2 separate regions of the Homo sapiens genome follow, and region 1 is linked to region 2. The links are chromatin loops, found by intact Hi-C in ENCODE. Cell type or tissue: mammary epithelial cell. All regions are shown on one strand. Links, peaks and the distances in the headings refer to the core of each region. The heading gives the core; the rest is flanking DNA.

What was found. A loop is a pair of places that touch in the nucleus more often than their neighbours do. Peaks named below come from ENCODE experiments on the same cell type or tissue, not always from the same donor. Only the 100,000 strongest peaks of a DNase experiment are listed, where the experiment ranks them.
Region 1: it touches region 2 in a loop (2.1-fold over the local background); 3 of 110 quality-filtered maps call a loop at or near these places.

What each region holds. Positions count from the first base shown.
Region 1 is chr14:28,519,688-28,531,151 of GRCh38, reverse strand. No RefSeq gene overlaps it. Among named protein-coding and RNA genes, the nearest start is that of LINC02300, 88 kb to the left of the region's middle. In mammary epithelial cell, for the core only: no CTCF peak of the experiment used is centred there; no DNase peak of the experiment used is centred there.
Region 2 is chr14:28,456,123-28,467,586 of GRCh38, reverse strand. No RefSeq gene overlaps it. Among named protein-coding and RNA genes, the nearest start is that of LINC02300, 150 kb to the left of the region's middle. In mammary epithelial cell, for the core only: no CTCF peak of the experiment used is centred there; a DNase peak (open chromatin) is centred at 5,966.

The sequences.
Region 1 (11,464 bases), core at 3,168-8,167, 64 kb before region 2:
GTGTTAGATTAATACCCTATTATCTGGTACTTCTCAGAGCTACCAATAAATTTGTAAAATGCAGCTTATTATTTCTTTTTCAACTTCAAAAACTATATTATATTGGTCTTATTTTATTTTCTTTGCATACTGTGTAGATTACATGGGACAAACAATATTATTTCCATTTGGCCAAGGAGGAAGCTGATGCAGAATAAGAGGCTTTGCTTAAAGTTCCTTAACAAACCTAAAAATAAATTTGGGATTTAAATACAGTCCTCCTGCATCTCAGCAAAGTGTGTATCCTATTAATATTATCTAAAATGCCAATTCGGGAATGGCATACATATACTGGATTTTTAAATGCTCTACTCATTTGAACTATGTGACCACAGAAGAATAATGGTGAAATAAAAAGAAAACTTGATGCAATTACTAAAAATATTTTTATCATAATTTTTGTTCAAATCCTTAAAATATATTCTTAGTGGGCAGCATTGAGGATCCAGTTATTTTATTTTTATTTTTTGCTAATATCTACCTTTTTTTCTATCTCTTTGTTTTTTCCGTAGATTCATTCCACAGTGCTCAAGCCATCTAATTCTTAAAAGAGTAAGGGATATAACTCCTACTTAACTGGGGAAAAGGAAGCCATTCCATCTTAGTTTCTCTTCACCTTTACTTATCCCTTCTTCTTTTTCTTTCCTTTAACAGAACAATATACTTTTGTTACAAGATTAAAATTCCCAACCATCCTATTTATCTAGTTACTGCAAATAATTTGCCACTTCAGTTGTCCCCATCCTGCCTTGGAATACTGCCATCCACAAATTCTTTTCTTCCCCATATGCTCAATTCTTGTGTATCCTAAAAAATTCCCTAAAACCAGCTTTTTTCTCAAACTACCATCCCATACATTTTCTTTACTTTACTATCAAAATGTCAAGGGTAGGCCATTCTCTTGCATTTTTTTCATATACATGCCCTTAAATTTAATTCCTTAAATTAAGTATTCTGAGTCATAGAACTCTTCTAGCTTTTCATAAATTAATAAATTAGCCCCAGGAAAATGAAAATGCCTACAACATTTTTCATAACATTTCAGGGCATTAGATATAACAAACTCATCATTGACCCTGGAAAGAAGGTGCTTTCAAGTATTCTGAAAATAATTGCCCCGGTGTGTGATGTTCCCCTTCCTGTGTCCATGTGTTCTCATTGTTCAATTCCCCCCTATGAGTGAGAACATGCGATGTTTGGTTTTTTGTCCTTGTGCTAGTTTGCTGAGAATGAATGTTAAATGAAGAGTTACTGGGTGCAGCACACCAACATGGCACATGTATACATATGTAACTAACCTGCACGTTGTGCACATGTACCCTAGAACTTAAAGTATATTAAAAAAAATAATTGCCTATAGGACTTATTAAAGTATAGACCAATGTCTTATCCTGGAGCTTTTTTTAACAGGCTTTTATGGGAGACACCTTGAGAATTAATTTTTTTGGCAAGTGTCTCTGATGTGATAGACAGAATTCTATAGCTATCTCCCCTGCTCCAAGTTTCCTATGCCCTGTTTATTCAATTAAACACTAACCTACGAACTACTGTGAAGACACTCTGCAGATAGAAGCATGGTTACTAGTCAGCCAAACCTAAATTTTTTTTTGTTTCCTTCCTTCTTCCTTCCTTCCTTCCTTCCTTCCTTCCTTCCTTCCTTCCTTCTTCCTTCCTTCCATCTCTCTTTCTCTCTTTTTGACACAGGGTCTTGCTCTGTCACCCAGGCTGGAGTGCAGTGCCACAAGCATGGCTTACTGCATCCTCAACCTTCTGGGCTCAAACGATCCTCCCATCTCAACCTCCCAAGTAACTGGAACTACAGGCACACGCCAATATCCCTGGCTAATTAAAAAAAATGTAGATATGTGGTCTCACTCTGTTGCCCAGACTGGTCTTGAACTCCTGGGCTCAAGCAATTCTCCCATCTGGGCCTCTCAAAATGCTGGAATTACGAGGCTCAGCCACTGCACCCAGCCAGCTGCTGTTAAAATAAAGATAACATGTCAGATTATTGGAGTGAGCCTAATGTAATCACATGAGCCTTTAAAAGCAGAAAAGGAAAGCAGAAGAGTCAGTTAGCGAGTTGGGGCAGAGGAATAAGGGAAAAGAGATCCAAAAGAAGGAGGAATTGAGAGAAATTCCTATAGTAAGAAGGCTTTGATGTGCCTTGCTGGTTGTAAGTGGAGAGCCATGTGAAAGGACTAGAGAAGGTCTTTAGGAGCTAATGACAGCCCCTAACTGACAGCTAGGAAGAAAATGGTGTCCTCATTCCTACAGCTGTAAGAAAATGAATTTGACCAATATCCTGAATAAACCTGGAAGTGGCTTCTTTGCGAGAACCTCCAATAAGCAATGCAATCCTGTTGACACCTATATTTTAGCCTGATGAGATGTGTGTCAGATTTCTGACCACTCGAAACTATGAAGTAATAAATTTGTGCTGTTATAAACTGCTAAGTTTGTAACAATTTATTACAATAGCAATAGAAAATCAATACGCTTGATGATTCATTTTCATGTAATCCACAGCTCTCTCCTGAACGATTCTTGTACTAAGGTTAAGGACTCCTGTCTTATATTTAAATCTTAGTCCTCATATATGCCAAGCAGATTTTGACAAAAAATGATGAATGATCTCCAGATTTCTAAGACCAGTAAGTTTTTCTTTATTTCTTAGCTTTCATCCTTTTAATTTTTCTTCAATATTTGATATTTTAGATTTTTTCCGTATTGAAATTCCTTTCTGCATTGACTGTACCACCATTAAAATTTTGATTTTTTTTCTTAGTTCTCCTTTCTATTTCCTCATACTCTGTATAGTCCCCAAATGGAGATTTCTCAAGGCATTTTCATGGCCGTTTACACTCAATTCTGAATTACATAATCAACCCATGGCTTTATATATCACATGATGTGTGAGAAAGAGAGTGATGTAGTATACTGTGCATGAACTTTAAAGCCAGATGGAACTTACTTTGAGTCTAAGCTCCATGGTTTACACTGCATTAGTTGACTGTCATTAAATTATGCTGCATAAGAAACAACTTCCAAGTCTTAGAGAGTTGCAACACTAAAGTTTTACTTCCTTGCTCATATATATTTTTTCATGTCAAGTGTGGTCCGCTTTGTTTTACATGTCTTTATTTTAGATCCAGGCTGAAGGAGCAAACCTTGTTTCCTGGAAAAATGAAAAGGACAATGTCATATCCATGTGATGGTTCTTGAAGTTTCTGATGGGATATAGCATACATAAATGTCTAGAGGAAGTCATATAGACAAGCATGATATCAGTGATCTGGTGAACTATATTCCTTCACCTGGGAGGCACAGAGAGCCACATGGCAAGGGACAGGGACATATACTATTTCTACTGGGAAAGAGACACAAACTTGGGAGAAATAATACAATCTATCTAAAAAATGCTTTTATAACAGTAATAACTTAATTGTACATTTTCTTAGATCCATTTTACTAATTGATAAATGGAAGATAGCAATATTTATTCCACAGGTTGTTTTTAAGATTAAATGAGTACATGTATTTTAAAAACTTGCCCCAGCATCTGATACATTGTAGATGTTTAATAAATACTGGTTAATTCCATTCTCCTTTTTCTAATTACTCTAAATAATTTTTTTGAGCTCTAGGAACCAGATATTTCGTTGTCTAAGGACAATTTTGCCCAGTGCTTCTAACACATCATACTCCACAAATCCTTAATTTTTCATTATTGTCCCTGAAAAACATACTTTGCTCCTGTACTTTCGACCTTTGAAAAGTAACTGATTCATCAGCCACCTAGGAATGAAAACTATAATTTTTATTCCTCAATCATTGTTTCCAACCAATATGTTAATAGGTCCTGTTAACAGGCTTTTTTAGTACTCATTCTAATTGCTTCGAACATAATTCAAGAGCCTGTTATATTTTCTTTGTGATATTTAAAAATCCTCTTGAGAACTAACATAATGACTAATTATAAAATTTGTAATTTATAATTAGCAGAAAAAATTATTTATCTAAAACTTCCCCGCCCCTTTTTTTTTGCATGAGCTGCTTCAATAGCCTTTGAGCATTTTTTTTGAAATTTGTGTTTTATTTTTGCTACTTCATTGCAGCAAATTAGCCATAGTGTTTCCATTCTTTGGGTTGATTAATTTTTTAAAAAGAAATAATAATATTTTAAAGTCATATATTAAGTATATCTCATATAACAAGAAATTGATAAACATTGGAGTGGTTGTTTCACTTTCATCACATTTTCAATCCAGTGCCTTGATGTTTCAACTTCTCTTTATGTGGGTTCAGTTCAATTGAAGCTAATTTTCAGTATGTTTCAAAATTCAGACACTGAGCACTTCTTTAATGACCAACATTTTTTATGAAAATGGATAGGATTTCCCTTAAGTACAGTTTGTTATCTTCTCAATTGTTGTATCTTACGTCTACGTTTGTCTACAGTAGCTACGTGATCAATGCATCTAATTTGTATCATAACTCCTTTGGTTAAAGAATTTTGGCAATTCCAAAATGAACATGCACATATGCTTTTGTTTGCAGACTGACAAATCTAAAAAATCTAAAAACTAAAAACTGATAAATCTAAAAATCTAAAAACTGATAAAAATAGCTAATGAACTTTATTTATAGAATCTATTATTATTACATCTATTATTTCATGTACATGGTACTGAATGATATAGCAGATAATTCCTGAAACGAAAAGGAGTACATGAAGAATTCATTTGATTGACCCATATAAAAATCTGTATATTAAGAAAGGGGATAAAGATAGCATATGAATTAAAATATCTACAAGAGATAGATCCCACTTTGTTGTTTAGAATAGTAGTCTCTAATTATGGGAAAGACAGAAATGTACTTCATATCTACTGTTCTGATGCAATAGTTAGAACAAAACAGGTAGGACAAAATGACTGCAAAAAAACCTCATCTTTGGTGAAAAAAGTTTGCAAAGACTGTTGAAATATTCCAGTGCAACACAAATTACTGTATATTTTGTAAGAAATCAGTAAAATCTAGCTTTTTTTTGGTGGGGAGTTGTGAAAGTAAAGTGATTTGGTCCCTTGATTATTTGTTGGAATTAGTCATTAAGTGAACTGGTTACTTGGTAAACTATATTTTGTTATGCCTCCAAAAGTGACCTTTAACTAGATATATTTCAGAGAATTAGTTTGTTCTCTGAATTGACCATCATGTGTTTAATCTCTTGCTCATCACATTTATTCTAATTAGTATTGCTACTTTCCATTTATAAACATTTAATCGGACCACTGTCATCTCTAAAATACTTGTAAATGACATTCAAATTCTTATAGAGTATAAACCAAATCTCCCATCCACTCATAGCTTCCATACGTAGTGTGTGTTTTGCTACACCCTGCTCTTACCAATACCATGGCACCATCAGACACTTACCAGCACCATACATTATTTTCCAAGCCAGGAAGTATATTGATAAATGCTCTTCCTATCATATACCAATCCAGTCCAGTTCAAATGTTCTGTCTTAAATAGGCTTTTCCTTATCTTCATAATAAAACTAATAACTTCTTTTTACTTATGGCCATAGTTGGTTTGTTTTATAATATATCAAAGGCACAATATGAGAGAATAATAGGACAAAGGAAGACTAAGACTGCTCTGGTCAAGCTCCAAAAGTTGCTAGTGCTTAGAAGAGACTATCACAAGGCTTGGATGAAGCTATCAACAGATTAGTGAGCTGCTTTTCCAGAAATAAGTTTTTTTAAATAAAAGTTTATCCAGAATTAATCTGACTGCATGTAACTGACTTATACAAAATGATTTCATAAGCAGCTGATGTTTTGTAAATCAGAAATCAATTTATTTTCATAGGTAATTAAATACTTGGCTCAAAAATGCAGGGCAGCACTTAGCATTCAGGATTTGGCACATCATCCTAAGGAGAATGTCTGCTTTAGTGTTGCTACATGAAGGCAGGGACTATGTGTGTAATATTCACTAGATGTCCCAGAGATGAACACAATACCTTGCATAGAGCAAGTGCTCAAAAATATTTGTTTAATCAATTAATAAATAAAAAGGATTAAAAAGGCATTACTATGGCCCTGTGCAAACCAAAAGCCAATTTTTTGCTATATACGGTGGTGAGAGTTTGAGAATAAAGGGATTGAAAATTATCAAGGTTGCTGCTGTTTCCTCCTCTTCCTCCTTCTTCTTTTCCTTCTTCTTCTTATTTCTTCTTCTCCTTCCCTCCCCCTTCTCCTCCTTTCCTTCCTCTTCCTACTCTTTCTTCTCCCCATCTTTCTCTTTCTCCTTCTTCTCCTCTTCCTTTTCCTCCCTTTTTTCCCTCATCCTCCCACTCCTCCTCCTGCTCATCATACTTCCCCTTCTCCTTTTTTATTTTAAAATATGGCAAGTAGATAAATTACAGTGCTCCACAACAGAAATATTTCTTCCTTAAAAACTATACTTGGTTGCCTAGAATTATAACTTCTTGTTCTCCATGATAAAGATAAACACTGGCATACATTTGGTCCTTGCCCATGTCTATTTTCTTGGGTTACAATATAAACCACTAGTCAATTATTATTCCTTCAATATAAATGATGGCTTACAATAAAGAAGAAAAATCTAAGTATGCTACAATTTCCTTAGATCAGAAATGACAAATTGGTAGCCCTAACCATGCCGTATATGTTGTCTGAGTGTGTTTTTTTTCCTATGTTTGATTTGATCTGCAATGTGTCTTCAAAAGCAATATATATTGGGAGTCACCATGTTAAACTGAACTTCAAGCTGTTTTATGTTTATTGTTTTATATTATATATTATACATTATTTAATATATAATATGTTGTATGTTATATAATATGAAATTATATAATAAACTATTATATAATATATAATTAATAATAATTATATATTATTTTGCATGTTGGACCTCATTGTTTTGAGGTTGTGATCATATGTCTCAATCATTATGTTGCAGGCATATCTTCCTGGAAATACACTTACATATTAACAATATTCTGAAAGCTAGCATATGACAATGATGGGAAGCTTTCTTACCCATCCTATGTACCTGTGAAAAAGTACTAATAACAATTGCAATTATACATTTGTTGCCTTATATTTGTCTGTAAGATAAATGATGATAAGACTGTATTTTTAAGTTAGAAAATAAGCTATTTGAAAGTGAGGATATATCTTTATTATATTTTTATTACAGAATATCTAGCACAGTGATGTTAGAGAGTAACAACAAAATAAATGTGTGTTGATTTTTTTGAATTTAAAATACCACAAAAAGACATAACCATTGGACTGTAGATTCTGAATTAGAAATGTAAATATAACACTTGTCTGAAGAGAACACAGTAGGTATAGAATATCTTACATAAACAAAATTACAATCAAGTGTTTCTAAGTATTGTTTACACATCAATGACTTAATAAGCAAATATTTACTGGCACTGTATTAGTCCATTCTCATATGCTTAATAAAGACATACCCAAGACTGGGTAACTTAAAAAGAAAAAAAGGTTTAATGGACTCACAGTTTCACATGGCTGGGAAGGCCTCACGATTATGGCAGAAGGCAAAGGAAGAGCAAAGGCACATCTTTCATGGTGGCAGAAAAGAGAGCATGTGCAGGAGAACTTCCTTTTATAAAACCATCAGATCTCTTGAGACTTATTCACTATCATAAGAATAGCATGGGAAAAACCCAAATCCATGATTCAATTATCTCCCACCAGATCCCCCCCATGATACATGGGTATCATGGGAGTTAAAATTCAAGATGATATTTGGGTGAAGACACAGCCAAAACAAATCATTCTGCCCCTGCCCCCTCCCAAATCTCATGTCTTCACATTTAAAAACCAATCATGCCTTCCCAACAGTCCCCCAAAGTTTTAACTCATTTCAGCATTAACTTAAAAGTCCACAGTGCAAAGTCTAATCTGAGACAAGGCAAGACCCTTCTGCCTATGAGCCTGTAAAATCAAAAGCAAGCTAGTTACTTCCTAGATACAATGGGAGTACAGGGATTGGGTAAATACACCTGTTCCAAATGGGCAAAATTGGCCAAACAAAGGGGCTACAGGCCTCAGGCAAGTCAGAAATCCAGCAGCAGGGCAATCAAATCCTGAAGCTCCAAAATGATCTCCTTTGACTCCATTTCTCACATTCAGGTCACACTGATACAAGAGGTAGGTTCACATGGTCTTGAGCAGCTCTGCTCCTCTGGCTTTGCAGGGTACAGCCCCTCTCCTGACTGCTTTCATGAGCTGGCATTGAGTATCTGTGGCTTTTCCAGGTGCATGGTGCAAGCTGTTGGTGGATCTACCATTACAGAATCAAGAACTGTGGCCCTCTTCTCATAGCTCTACTAGGCAGTAACCCAGTGGGACTCTGTGTTGGGGCTCCAACCCCACATTTCCCTTATGCACAGCCCTAGCAGAGGTTTTCCATGAGAGCTCCACCCCTGCAGCACACTTCTGCCTGGGCATCCAGGCATTTCCATACATCCTCTGAAATCTAGGTGGAGGTTCCCAAACCTCAAATCTTGACTTCTGTGCACCCACAGGCTCACCACCATGTGAAGGCCACCAATACTTGTGGCTTGCGCCCTTTGAAGTAATGGCCTGAGCTGTACATTGGCCCCTTTTAGCCATAACTGGGATTTGGGGCAACAAGTCCCTAGACTACACAAAGCACTAAGGGCCTGGGCCCAGCCCACAATACCATTTTTAACTTCTAGGCTTCCCAGCTTGTGATAGGAGGGGATGCCATGAAGACCTCTGACATGCCCTGGAGACATTTTTCCCATTGTCTTGAAGTTTAATATTGGGCTCCTCATTATTACTTATGCAAATTCTTGCAGCTAGTTTGAATTTCTCCTCCAAAAATGGGTTTTTCTTTTCCATCACATTGTCAGGCTGCAAATTTTCTGCTGTTAAGCTCTGCTTCCCTTTTAAACATAAGTTCCAATTCCAAACCATATCCTTCAGAATGAATAAAACTGAAAGCTTTGAAGAGCACCTAAGTCATCTGTTGAATGCTTTGCTGCTTAGAAATTTCTTCCACCAGATACCCTAAATAATCTTTCTCAAGTTCAAAGTTCCACAGATTTCTAGGGCAGGGGTAAAATGCTGCCAGTCTCTTTGCTAAAGCATGGCAAGAACCACCTTTGCTCCAGTTCCCAGTAAGTTCTTCATCTCCATCTAATACAATCTCAGCCTAGACTTTTTAGTCCATATCACTATCAGCCTTTTGGTCAAAACCATGCAACGAGTCTCTAGCAAGTTCCAAACTTTCTCACATCTTCCTGTCTTCTGAGTCCTCTAAGTGTCTAGGAAGTTTCAAACTTTCCCACATTTTCCTATCTTCTTCTCAGCCCTCCAAACTTTTTCATCCTCTACCTGTTACCCAGTTCAAAAGTCACTTCCCCATTTTGGGGCATCTTTACAGCAGTGCCCCACTCCCAGTATGAATTTACTGTAATAGTCCATTCTCACATTGCCAATAATTTAAACAGGAAAGAGAGTTTTAATGGACTTACAGTTCCACATGGCTGGTGAGACCTTAAAATCCAATCATGGGGAAAGGCGAATGAGGGGCAAAGTCACGTTTTCTATGATGGCAGGCAAGAAAGCATGTGCAGGGGAACTGCCCTTTATAAAACCATCTGATCTCATGAGATTTATTCACTACCATGAGAACAGCATGGGAAAAACACACCCCCCATGATTTAATTACTTCCCACTGGGTCCCTCCCATGACACATGGGGATTATGGGAGCTACATTTCCAAATGAGATTTGGAGTGGGGACATGACCAAACCATATCGAGCACCCAGTATGGCTATGCTTTGTTGAAGGAGCCAGGGATAGAGTGGTAAATAAAAGAATAAAAATGTATGCCCTTATGAAACTTACGTTTTACTGTGGAAACAGAGAGTAAAAAAGAGAAGTAATTATAGAATAAGTACTATAATAATATCACCTGAAACCTCTTAGGATTGCAATTATCTAAAGCTAAAAGACAAAAAGTATTGGTGAACATAAGGAGAAAAGAGAAGCCTTGTACATTGTTTGTGAGAATGTAAATTAATACAGCCATTATGGGAAACTATATGGAGGTTCATCAATAGATTAAAAATAGAATTACCATATGTTTCAGAAATCCCACTTTAGAGCATATATCCAAAGTCACTATACCAAAGAGATCTGCACTCTCATTTTCATTGCTGTATTATGGAAATAAGTGTCCATTGACAGATAAATGAATAAAAAGTATGTGGGCATATATACACAATAGAATATTATTCAGCCTTAAAAAAGGAGATCTACAGTAAGCAAAACAGCACAGTGTTGGTACAAGAACAAACACAAAGACCAACAAAACAGAATAGAGAACTCAGAAATAAGACCACATACCTAAAACCATCTGATCTTTGACAAACCTGTCAAAAACAAGCAATGGGGAAATGATTCCCTAGTTAATAAATGGTGCTGGGAGAACTGGATAGCCACATGCAGAGAATTGAAATTGGACTGCTTCCTTACACCATATGCAAAAACTAACTCAACATGGATTAAAGACTTAAACGTAAAACAAAAATTTTAAAAATCCTAGAAGAAATCTAGGCAATACCATTCAGGACATAGGCACTGACAAAGATTTCATGATGATAATGTCAAAAGCAGCTGCAACAAAAGCAAACATTGACAAATGGGATCTAATTAAACTAAAGAGCTCTGCATAGCAAAAGAAACTATCATCAGAGTAAAGAGACAACCTACAGAAGGGGAGAAAATTTTTGCAATCTGTCCATCTGACAAAGGTCTGATATCCAGAATTTACAAAGAACTTAAGCAAATGTACAAGAAAATAACAACCCCATTAAACTGTGGGGAAAGGACATGAGCAAATACTTCTTAAAAGAAAACTTACATGTAGCCAACAAACATATGAAAAAAAGCTCAACATCACTGATAATTAAAGAAATGCAAATCAAAACCACAATGAGATATCATCTCTTGACAGTCAGAATGGCTATTACTAAAAAGTCAGAAGAAAACGGATGCTGGGAAGGTTTAACAGAAAAAGGAACGCTTTTACACTGTTGGTGGGAGTTTAAATTAGTTCAACCATTGTGGAAGACAGCATGGTGATTCCTCAGAAACCTAGAGGCAGAAATATCATTTGACCCAGCAATCCCATTACTGGGTATATACCCAAAGAAGTATAAATCATTCTATTATAAAGATACATGCATGTGTATGTTCACTGCAGCACTATTCACAAGGCAGAGATATGGAATCAGCCTAAATGCCCATCAATGATAGATTGGATAAAGAGAATGTGGTACATGTACACACCATGGAGTATTATGCAGCCATAAAATGGAACA
Region 2 (11,464 bases), core at 3,761-8,760:
TCAGCTCCACATAGCTTTCTCCCCCATATTTCCAGGCTGAACAGTGAACTCAGGGCATTAGATGTTGCACAAACCAGCTCATCACCTTAAACAGAGAGCACCTCCCAGTGGACAAAGATCAAGTACATACCCATACATTTCTGCCATAGAAAGCTCTAAAATATTTCACCTGCTGGCCTGGAGGTTGAACTGCATAACCTAATACAAAACTTGGTGACACAAGTGCACATTACTGGTGAATGAGATGAGCTTCTTGAGACCTACACAATCCCAGTCACACAGCAGGCAGTGAACCTGCTGATATGCACAGTATATCACTATTGCAACTAGAGTTTGAGAAAGCCACCACACAAACACTATCTATAAAGAAGCAACTCATACAGAGCTTTGGCCCCCTGAAAGCACCTAGAATTGAAGGAAATGACCATACACAACATACATATGGAGTACCATCAAAATGAGAGTAAATTCAAAAATAAGAAGTGACAGTTTTTCCAGATGAGAAGGAAATAGCATCAGAACTCAGGCAATATGAAAAAAGAGCTCAATGAGATCCAAGAGAAAGTTGAAAACCAAACAAAGAAATAAAAAAAAAAACTCAGGATCTAAAGAATTTCCTAAATAGATACACATTTTTAAAACACCAAACAGACTACTTGAAATAAAAAAATTATTGAAGGAATTATGAAATACAGTTGAAATATTTAACAATAGAATAGACTAAGCAGAAGGAAAATATCAGAGCTGGAAGACAGATCTTTTGAATTAACCTCGTCAGACAAAAATTAAGAAGAAAATCCTCAAAAATATCAGCAAACCAATCCAATAGTTCATAAAAAAGATAATACATCACAATCAAAGGGGTTTTATTTCAGGAATAAAGGAAATTTAAACATATTAAAATAAATGTGATTCATTACATAAACAGAATTAAAAACAAAAACCATATGGTCATTGCAATAGATCCAGAAAAAGCATTTAATAAAACTCAATATCTTTTCATGACAAAAAACCCTCAACAAACTAGGCATAGAACGAACATACCTCACAGCAATAAAAAGCATACACAACAAACCCACAGCCAACATTATACTGAACAGAAAAAAGATTGAAAGCATTTTTCCTAATAACTGGAAAAAGAAAAGAATGCCCACTTTCACCACTCCTATGCAACATAGTACTGAAAGACCTTGCCAAAGCAACGAGGCAAGAAAAAAATAATAAAAAGCATCCAAATTGGAAAACAGGGAGCCAAATTTTCTCTTTGCTGATGATATGATCTTATACCAAGAAAATCCTAAAGACTCCTCTAAAACTTCCTATATTTAATAAATGAATTCAGTAAAATTTCAGGATACCAAATTAAAATGAAATCATATGTAGTATTTCTATACACCAGTAATATTCAAAGTGAGAACCAAATCAAAAACTCAATTTTATTTGCAATAGCCACAAAAAGAATAAAATACCTAGGAATACGTTTTTCCTAGGAAGAGAATGGCCTTTACAAGAACAACAAAACACCAAAACACGAATTAAAGAAATTATAGATCTCACAAACAAATGAAAAACATTCCCTGCTAATGGACTGATAGAATAATCATTGTTAAAATGACCATACTAGCCAAAGCAATCTATAGATTCAATGCAATTTCTATAAAGTTACCAATGCCATTCTTCACAGAATTAGAAAAAACAACCCAGAAAAGATCCTAAATAGCCAAAGCAATCCTCAAGAAAACAATAAAGCTGTGGGTATCACATTACCTACTTCAAGTGATACTACTAGGCTATAGTAACCATAACAGCATTGTGCTGGTATGAAAATAGACACATAGATCAATGAAGCATAACAGAGAATTCAGAAATAAAGCCACATACCTACAACCAACTGATCTCTGATAACCTCAACAAAAATATACAATGAGAAAAGGATACCCTATTCAATAAATGGTGCTGGGGAAGTTGGATAGCCATATGGAAAAGAATGAAACTGGACCCCTATCTCTCACCACACACACAAATTAACACAAGCTGGATTGAATACTTAAATGTGAGATGAGGAACTATAAAAAATACTAGAAGAAAACCTAAGAAAAACTCTTTGGACATTGGCCTCGACAAAAATATTATGATTACCTCAAAAGGAAATGCAACAAAGCAAAAATAGTCAACTGGGACTTAATTAAACTAAGCAGCTTATGCACAGCAGGAGAAACTCTAGAGGGAGTAAACAGACAACTTACAGAATGGGAGAAAATATTTGCTAATTATGCATCCTACAAAGGACTAATATTTAGAATCTACAGGAAACTCAACCAGAAAAAAAAATACCCCATTAAAAAGTGGATAAAGGACAAGTACAGACATTTCTCAAAATAAGACATACAAGTGGCCAACAAACATAAAAAACCACCATCACTAATCATCAGAGAAATGCAAATTAAAGCCACAATAAGATAATATCTTAAACCAATCAGAATGGCTATTACTAAAAATTCAGAAAATGACAGATGTTGGCAAAGATAAAGAGAAAAGGGAATTCTTTTACAGCGATTCTTGGTGAGAATGTAAATTAGTACAACCTCTATGAAAACAGTATAGAGATTTCTCAAAGAACTAAAAATAGAAGTACCATTCTATTCTGCAATGTCACTACTGGATATTTACCCAAAGGAAAACAAGTGATTATATAAAAAGACAACAGCATTCATGTTTATAATAGCACTTTTCATAATAGCAAAGTTATCAAATCAAGCTAATTGTCATCGACAGATGATTACATTTAAAAATGTGGTATTTAGTTACCATAGAGTACTACTCAGCCATAAAAACAATAAAATCATGTCTTTTGCAGCAATGTGCACAGCAGGCATTATTCTACATGAAATTACTCAGAAACAGAAACTCAAAAACTACACATTTTCATCCATAAATGGTACCTGAACCATGGGTACACACAGACATACAGAGAATAATAGACACTGGAGACTCTAAAAGGTGGAAGAGTGAGAAGGGGGTGAGGAATGAAATACTATTTATTAGGTGTAATGTACACTATTGGGGTGATGAGTACACTAAAAGCCCAGACTTCACCATTATGCAATATATCTGTGAAACACAACTGCACTTGTATCTCCCACATCTATAAAAATTTTACAAAGGGGAAAAAACCCTAACCCATTCATGCATTATTGAAATTTAAAATATCAGCCTAAAAGAATGAGGTAGGAATGAGTGGGAATGAGAAGAAATACATTTGAATGCCTTGTAAAGAATAGTTACCTAAAGAATAGTAGATTCATTTACATATATTTTTCTAATCCTTACAAAACCCCTGAAAGTTATGTGTCCTTATGTTTATGCTAAGAATATTAGGATACTAAGTTTTAAATATGTAAGTTAACTTGCCTTTGGTAGTATATCCAGGATCCAAAACCAAAGTCCTTTTCTCCATTACATCATTTCTAATGTTGGATCAAATTTGGATACAATTATACAACTAATTGCATGTACTAACATTTGTATGTTCTTGATAACTATACTTTATTTGGTTACATTAAATTCTTCAAAATAAAAAATTCTCTCAAATACATTATCTGTCTATTGCCTAAATTTCAATAAATGTGATCTGTAAAGTAGTGGCTAATGTTTGTATTTACCAGGATATGTCATGCGAGCTAATTTTTTGTGTGAGTTTTCCTTTAATCAGAAAAGAAAAAAGGATAAATCAAGTTAGACTATTGTACAATACAAAAAGTATGGCTATTGACATGGTTTGGCTCTGTGTCCCCACCCAAGTCTCATCTTTAATTGTAATCCCCATGTGTCTAGGGAGAGACCTGCTGGGAGGTGATTGGATCATGGGGGCAGTTTCCCCCATGCTGTTCTTGTGATAGTGAGTGAGTTCTCATGAGAGCTGATGGTTTTAAAGTGTGGCACTTCCTTGCTCTCTCTCTCTCTCTCTTGCCAGTTGCCATATAAGATGTGGTTTTCTTCCCCTTCACCTTCCACCATGATTGCAAGTTTCCTGAGGTCTGCCCATCCATGTGGAACTGTGAGTCAGTTAAACCTCTTTTCTTTATAAATTACCCAGTCTCAGGTAGTATCTTCATAGCAGTGTCAGAACGGGCTAATACAGCTACTATGTGTAGTGACTTCTATTTTCTTTCTGATATTCCACTCTGTAGCTATAGAACTGCACACAGAAATTGAGCTTCCTGAATAAGTTAAAATTAACCATTCATCATAATATCATCATGAGGACCCAAGAACAAGATTTTCTGTTGAGAAAGGTGTGCTCCATATACAGAGTTTCATGAAGGAGAACTAAGTAAATTATTTGGCTCATAAAATGACTATGAGACAATGCTTTAAAAATATTGAGTAATAACACATATAGTATTTTATAATATGCAGGTGCTCTTACATATAATAATTTTATTATCACATGAAATTTATATTCTATTTGTAGAGATGAAGCAATCAGAATCAGAAAATTTAGAAACTTTTTAAAGGTCAAGTGGATAGTAAATTACCATTACACAACTTGAATCCAAGTCTTTTGGCCAGACTAGATCCTGAACAGTAAGAAATATGGCAGAACCTCCATTTGTACTGATACTGTGCAAACATATTTAGCTCTAAAATATTTTATCTATATTGATTATTCTTAGAAAGTTATTCCAAGACTATTTGTTTATGTATCAATTTATTGATTCTTTTGTTGAATATTTATTGAGTGCCTTCTATAGGCCAAGCACTTATACAGACATTAAGGATATAGCAGTGAATACATGAGATAAAAATTCCTGCCTCAAAGAACGTACATTTTAATGCAGAGGAGATAGTAAAACAAACAAACAAACAAACAAACAAGGAAATGAGTCCTATGTTTGTATAACATAGACTTTAAGAGCTCAGGCTCTATAGTTATACTGTCTGAATTAAAAGCCATACTGGATCAACCATTGCAAAATACATAACTTGCTTGTCTTTAGTTTCCTAATCTGTAAAATTGGAAATAAAGTCATAATCATCTCCTTATTTTGCAGAAGAAATAAATGCAGAATTCTTGGAAGACTGAGTAAACAATAGAAGCAAAATTCTGGAAGATTTATTTGCTCACAGTCTGCCCTTTATAAATGTCAGTTATTATTTATGGGGATGTAGAAGATTTTTTCCTTTTGTTTTATTTTTCTTTTGATGCTTCAGTCATTCATTCAACACATAAATGAATGTCTAGATAGTTTCCTAGAATGTGGTTTCTGTATTCTACTATAACAAAAATATAATGGGCAGTTAGACAGGTAAACAGCATGAACTGGTGTCACAATAAAGGTAATCCACAAGACTATAAAGATATGATACAGAAACTCCTAATTGCCCAGGGAGCTTGTATTAGATTCCTAGCACACCATAATGAAGTATAGTCATGCTCCACTTAAGATGTTTCAGTCAATAATGGACCACATATATGACAGTGATCCCCTAGATTAAAATGGAGCTAAAAAATTTCTATTACCTGATGACTTGTGTTAGTTGCTTTTAATATTCAGTGCAAGAACATGCTGCACAGGTTTGTATCCTAGGGGCAGTAGGTTCTACTGTACAACCTAGGTGTGTAGTAGTCTATACTGTTTTGGTTTGTGTAAGTGCTGTACACTCTGTGGTGCTCACACAATGACAAAACTGTCTAACAGTGCATTTCTCAGAATGTATCCCCATCATTAAGTGATGCAGGACTGTACCACAAATTAGGTGGCTTAAACAACAAAAATTTATTGTCTCACAGTCCTGGAGGTTTGAAGTCTAAAATTAAGGTGTGGGCAGAATCCACACCCGTTTTCACTTCTAGCCCGTAGGGGAATTCTTTCTTGCCTCTTCCTAGCTTCTGGTTATTCACTGACAATTTTTGTGTTCATTGGCTTGTAGATGCATACTTTAAGCGCTGCATTCGTCATCACATGACGTTTTCCCCATGTGCAACTTTCCTCACTTGGCTGTCTCCTTATAACACCAGCTATATTTGATTAGAGGCTCGCCCTATTTCAGTATGACCTCATCTTAATTACATCTGCAAAGACCCTATTTCGAAATAAGGTCACATTGCAAGGTACTGAGGGTTTAGATTTCAATGTATCATTTATGTTTTTGAGAAGGGAAGGCACAATTTAACTTATAACAGAGCTCAAGAGGTATTTCTGGGACGTTTAAGTTGATAAATAAAAATTTATGAAATAATCTTAAACTTTCTCTTTTATATTAAATTAATTACAATACCTGTACTGTTTATTAATAGTTATTTTATTCCATGGCTTTTATGAAAATTGCCACATTAGGATGATAAGGAGTTTAAAGTACAAATGCATTTGGTTCTTTTTAAAAACCTTATTTTCTGGAGAAATTTTAGGTTCACAAAAAAATTAATCATATTCTTCAATCCCCTCCACCCATAACCTTCCCACTGTTAACATCCTACGCTATAGTGGTACATTTATAACAATTAATGAACCTACATTGACACATTATTATCCTCCAAAATCCATAGTTTATAGTAGAGTTTACTCTTGGTGTACATTCTATGAGTTTTGATTAGTGTATAATGACATATATCTGCCATTATATCATCATACATAGTATATTTACTGACCTAAAAATCCGCTGTGCTCTGTATATTCGTCCCCCACTCCCTGTTAAACTCATGCAACCACTGGTCTTTCTTTTGTCTCCACAGTTTTGTCTTTTTCAGATGTCATATAGTTGGAATTATACAATATGTAGGCTTTTTAGATTGGCTTCTTTTCACTTAGCAGTATGTATTTAAGTCTCCTCCATATTTTCTCAAGTCTTGAAAGCTCATTATCTTTATAGTGCTGAGTAATATCCCGTTGTCTAATGGACCACAGCTTATTTAAACACTCACCTACTGAAGGAAATCTTGGTTGCTTATAAGTTTTGGCAATTTTGAATCAAGCTCTAAATATGTGTGTGCAGGTTTTTGTGTGAATATAAGTTTTCAACGCCTTTAGATAAACACCAAGGAGTTTAGATAAATAAATATCAAGTGCTGGATCATAGAGTAAGAGTCTGCTCAGTTTTGTAAAAGAATTTTCAAACTGTCTTCCAAAGTGACTGTACTGTTTTGCATTTTCACCAGCAATGAATGAAAGTTCCTGTTGCTCCACATTTACTTCGGCATTTAAGGTTTTCAGTTTTGGATTCTTGCCATTCCAATAGGCATGTAATGGTATCTCATTTTCATTGTAATTTGTAATTTCCTAGTGACATATGGTGTTGAACATCTTTTTATATGCTTACTTGCTATATGTATACCTTCTTTGGTGTGGTTTCTACTCAAGTTTTTGCCTGTTTTAAAATTGGGTGGCATATCTTATTATTGGTGAGTTTTTTGAATTTTTTTTTCAGCTGCCCTTTATCAGATGTGCTCTTTGCAAATATTTCCTTCAAGTCTATAGCTTGCTTTCTCTATCTTTTGATTTGTATGTGTTTACAATGCATATTATAAAGACATTTCTGACATTATATAGCAAGTGTAATTTTCTTTATTTTTGAGAGGAAGAATCATTATGCTATAAAGTGGTCTGGAAAATTACATTTTGCCTGTTAATGTATTCGAGCATCAATTTTGAGAAAATACATATAACATCTAAATTATATTTAAAATTTAATATTTTCTTTATTCTTGAAAGCTAGTGAATATTTAGAATTCAAGCAAATAAAAGTATTACATATCAGAATTAAAGTAGCTATTAAAATAGTAAGAAAGAAGATACTTTTAAAATGTAGAATATATTTAAATTAAGTTACAATTAGGAAAATAAAGTATCAATGCAAATGAGAGAAAAAATGTGCTCAGGTAGTCAATGGAAGTATATTTGAGAAGTGTTTTTATTTGTGAAAATGTATGGGGCATGTGATACATTTTTTATAGGTATATAATGCATAGTGATTAAGTTGGGATATTTAGGGTGCCTATCCCCTGAGTACAACACATGTTTTAAGTATAGTCCTCCTACTCTGCTAGCAAACAGTGAATTTGTTCCTTTATCCCTCTTAGGCCACTTCTCTTGATTTCCCCCATCTCAACTCACCCTTTCCAGTCTTTGTTATCTATTTTCACACACCGTATGTCTATGTGTTGAAATTTTTTAGCACCCGCATATAAGTGAGAACATAAGATATTTGACTTTTCTTGCTTGGCTTATTTTACATAAGATAATGATTTCTAATTCCAGCCATGTTGCTTCAAATGACAGCATGTCATTCTTTTTTATAGCTGAATAGTATTCCATTGTGTATATATACCATGTTTTCTTCATCCATTTCTCCACTGATGGACACTTAGTTTGGTTCCTTATCTTTGCTATTGTGAATAGTGTTGCAGTAAATATGAAAATGCAGCTATACCTCTGATATATTGATTTATTTTCCTTTGGGTAGATATCTAGCAGTGAAATTGCTGGATCAAATGAAAATTGTGTTTCATTTTTTTGCAAAATTTTCATACTGTTTCTGTAGGGGCTGTACTAGCTTACATTCCCTCCAATGGTATATAAGAGTTTCCTTTACTCTGCATCCTCACCAAGATATCTGATAACTTTCAAATCTCCTTTTTCATGGATAATTATTTCCACCCTCACCAAAACTTATCGGAGTTTCCAATGAATTACATTAGATAAGCAGCAGGTCTAATCCTTATCTTGCTCACCTTCTAAGGCACCTATTTATAGACAACTAACAAACGGAAAGATACTAGGTGAAAAAAGAAAGAATATATGTTAGATCATCATAAACCACTGAAGCTTGAATATATGGATAAAACTGTAGAACAAAATACTAACCCACTTTATGTATCTAAAAGAACATTGTGAAATAAAAAGGAAATATTAGATTCAAAGGTTATACTCAGCATAATAATTTGAAACAGTGTAATCTCCATGCAAGCCTTGGAATAATAAAATAACAGTTATTCCCATTACTGTTGTCGACATCTCATTAATTGCATATCTTGATATCCCTTAGAAAAGGTGAAAATCCCCTGATAAAACCTTGGCAATGAATAAGTGTAGCCAACCCTTAAGGAATTAAGATAAGATGAGAAAAGGTTATAAGAATAGATCTCTGGAGCCCAGCTGAAAAACTAAATTCATTTACTGAGCTGCAGTAAGCTAACAGGAATAAACAAAGCAATCTGAAAAGCAGAATAAAAAAAATCTGGAGACATAAAAGTGAAGATGACACAGAAATTCCCTGAGCTATGAAACAAATTTCCTATATATTCTCTCATTGATGGGTACAGGGAATTCCATTTGAAAAAATGTATTAGCTTTGTTTACACTGGTGGTGCAAAGTCACTTTTCTATAGGGAGGCTTATCTCCAATGATGGGGCAAAAAGTGAATCTGCCTATTAACAAATAATAACTATACTGAGTTTATACAAATATATTTCTTCTGACTTTGTAGAAGTATAATCATTACTAAGTAAAATTTATACATGTTATACAAGCATACATCAAATATGTATATAAAGTTTATACTTTATACATACATGTATGTGTGTGTATGTACACAGTATTATTTCTCTATGATAAGGAAACTGAAATTTCCATTTTCTTTAGGAATCTATTGTACATGAAGCCTGAGCACTTTTGGAATTTAGGACTGAGACTATAGCGTCAAATAGTCAGGGAGTACGATGAAGAGCTGGGGTAAGAATACTCAGATTATTTAATCGGTTATTCTCTACCACTTTTGGAAAAGAAGCAATCAAAGAGATTTGCATGTGATAAAATGTATATTACAGATCCTACTGATCAAAAATAAATCAACCAATTTTCAGCAGTGACCTAGTCATTTTCAAAATAGTAGTGTTATGCCCAGGCAATACTTAGAGAGGCAGCTACTGTTCAATAGTATCAAAACAGTACTATTAGTTGGAATCACTTTAATTGTGAAAAATTATATAAATCCAGACATTTTCTTTGAAATATAGTTCCATGTGTATAGGTTTTAAAAGACTGGGTTTCTGTGTGACTAAAATATAAAATCAAATGCATATCAGATTTTATAATTCACATATTCTTATAAAGATGGATAGAAATTAATGCTTTATGTAAAATGTATTATGTTTTATTTTTCATAGATACAAATATTTTTGTAAAGTGAGTTTTCACACCTTCATTTATTAAAATATATCTAATTTTTCAAAGAATTTTGAAGAATTTAGCATGCTAGATGTTCTGCTACATTATCTCTTTCATTGTTTTTTTCCAAACACTACTGCATTTTCTAATTACAATATGTCTGACAAACTCGTGCATCATTGCAGTGCCTACAGGACCTTAGCAATATGCATTGAACGTAGAAGGTGCTCAATGATGACTTCTCGATTCAAATGGTAGGAAAAGCTTTAGGAGAAAGACCTATAACCACAATTTTGTTCATAACAATTACAATAATGATCTTCACTATTAGACCTACCTACTCAAAATGATTATAATCTGCCTCTTCTAACAACTGAGGTCAGTGGACCTGTTTTGCTTTACTATATAGCTCCATGAAGTTCCCAAAACCATGCCTTAAGAGATTTATGAAGCAATGTGGGATTTGGCTTTAAGTCTTACATTATGATCATCTGCTTGGTCCTCTGGTCTCTAGCTTGTACTGCAGCTCTGGAATCCTTTATTGTTCTATTTGTTTTTACTCCAATTCTAGTGCTGTAAGAATTGAGAACTCTGCCTTGTTTTCTTGAAGTTACTTTACAGGTAGAACCCATTCTTGAACCTTAGCCTAGCAGCTGGACCATTGTTAGTTACTGAGTCAATATTTTATGTCTAAATCAATGCATTTTTCAATCTCTAAGTAGGATTTTTTCTTAAAATTTCTTTGGTTCCATAACGGATTCTCCCTTCATGTTTTTTTTTTGTTTTGTTTTGTTTTTTTAATTCTTTCAGGCTAAATACAAATCTGTTGTAATACCCTTGGAACACCATGTTGTGCCTGACTGGAGCAGATGACCTTGAATTACGACTGAGTTTGTTAACTCAGAGCTTTACCTCCCCAGGGAGCAAGTCTCATTTCAGATTTTATTTATCAGGTAGTATTTTCTTTTCAACTACAGGTAGTGGAATTATGATTGAATCCATGCTGAGATAATTTCCTCAGTCTCAGCATAATTTGGGCTTGAATTAAGGTTAACAGTCATCCATCGTCAGCCAGATTTCTGTCACAACTCGTAAGTTGTCTACTTAGAACTCAAAGCTGTCTGGCTAATTCGTAAGTATGAACCTTGAAGAAGCCAACTATTTGCTAACCAGCATTCCAAATCAGACTCTTAAACATCTGTCTTTAAAACTGCTGCCATCTTGCAGCAACTCTGCTATTGTTGATTTATTTTCACAGTCCTAACTTGCTTAGATCTTATCTGAATCTCACCTTTAT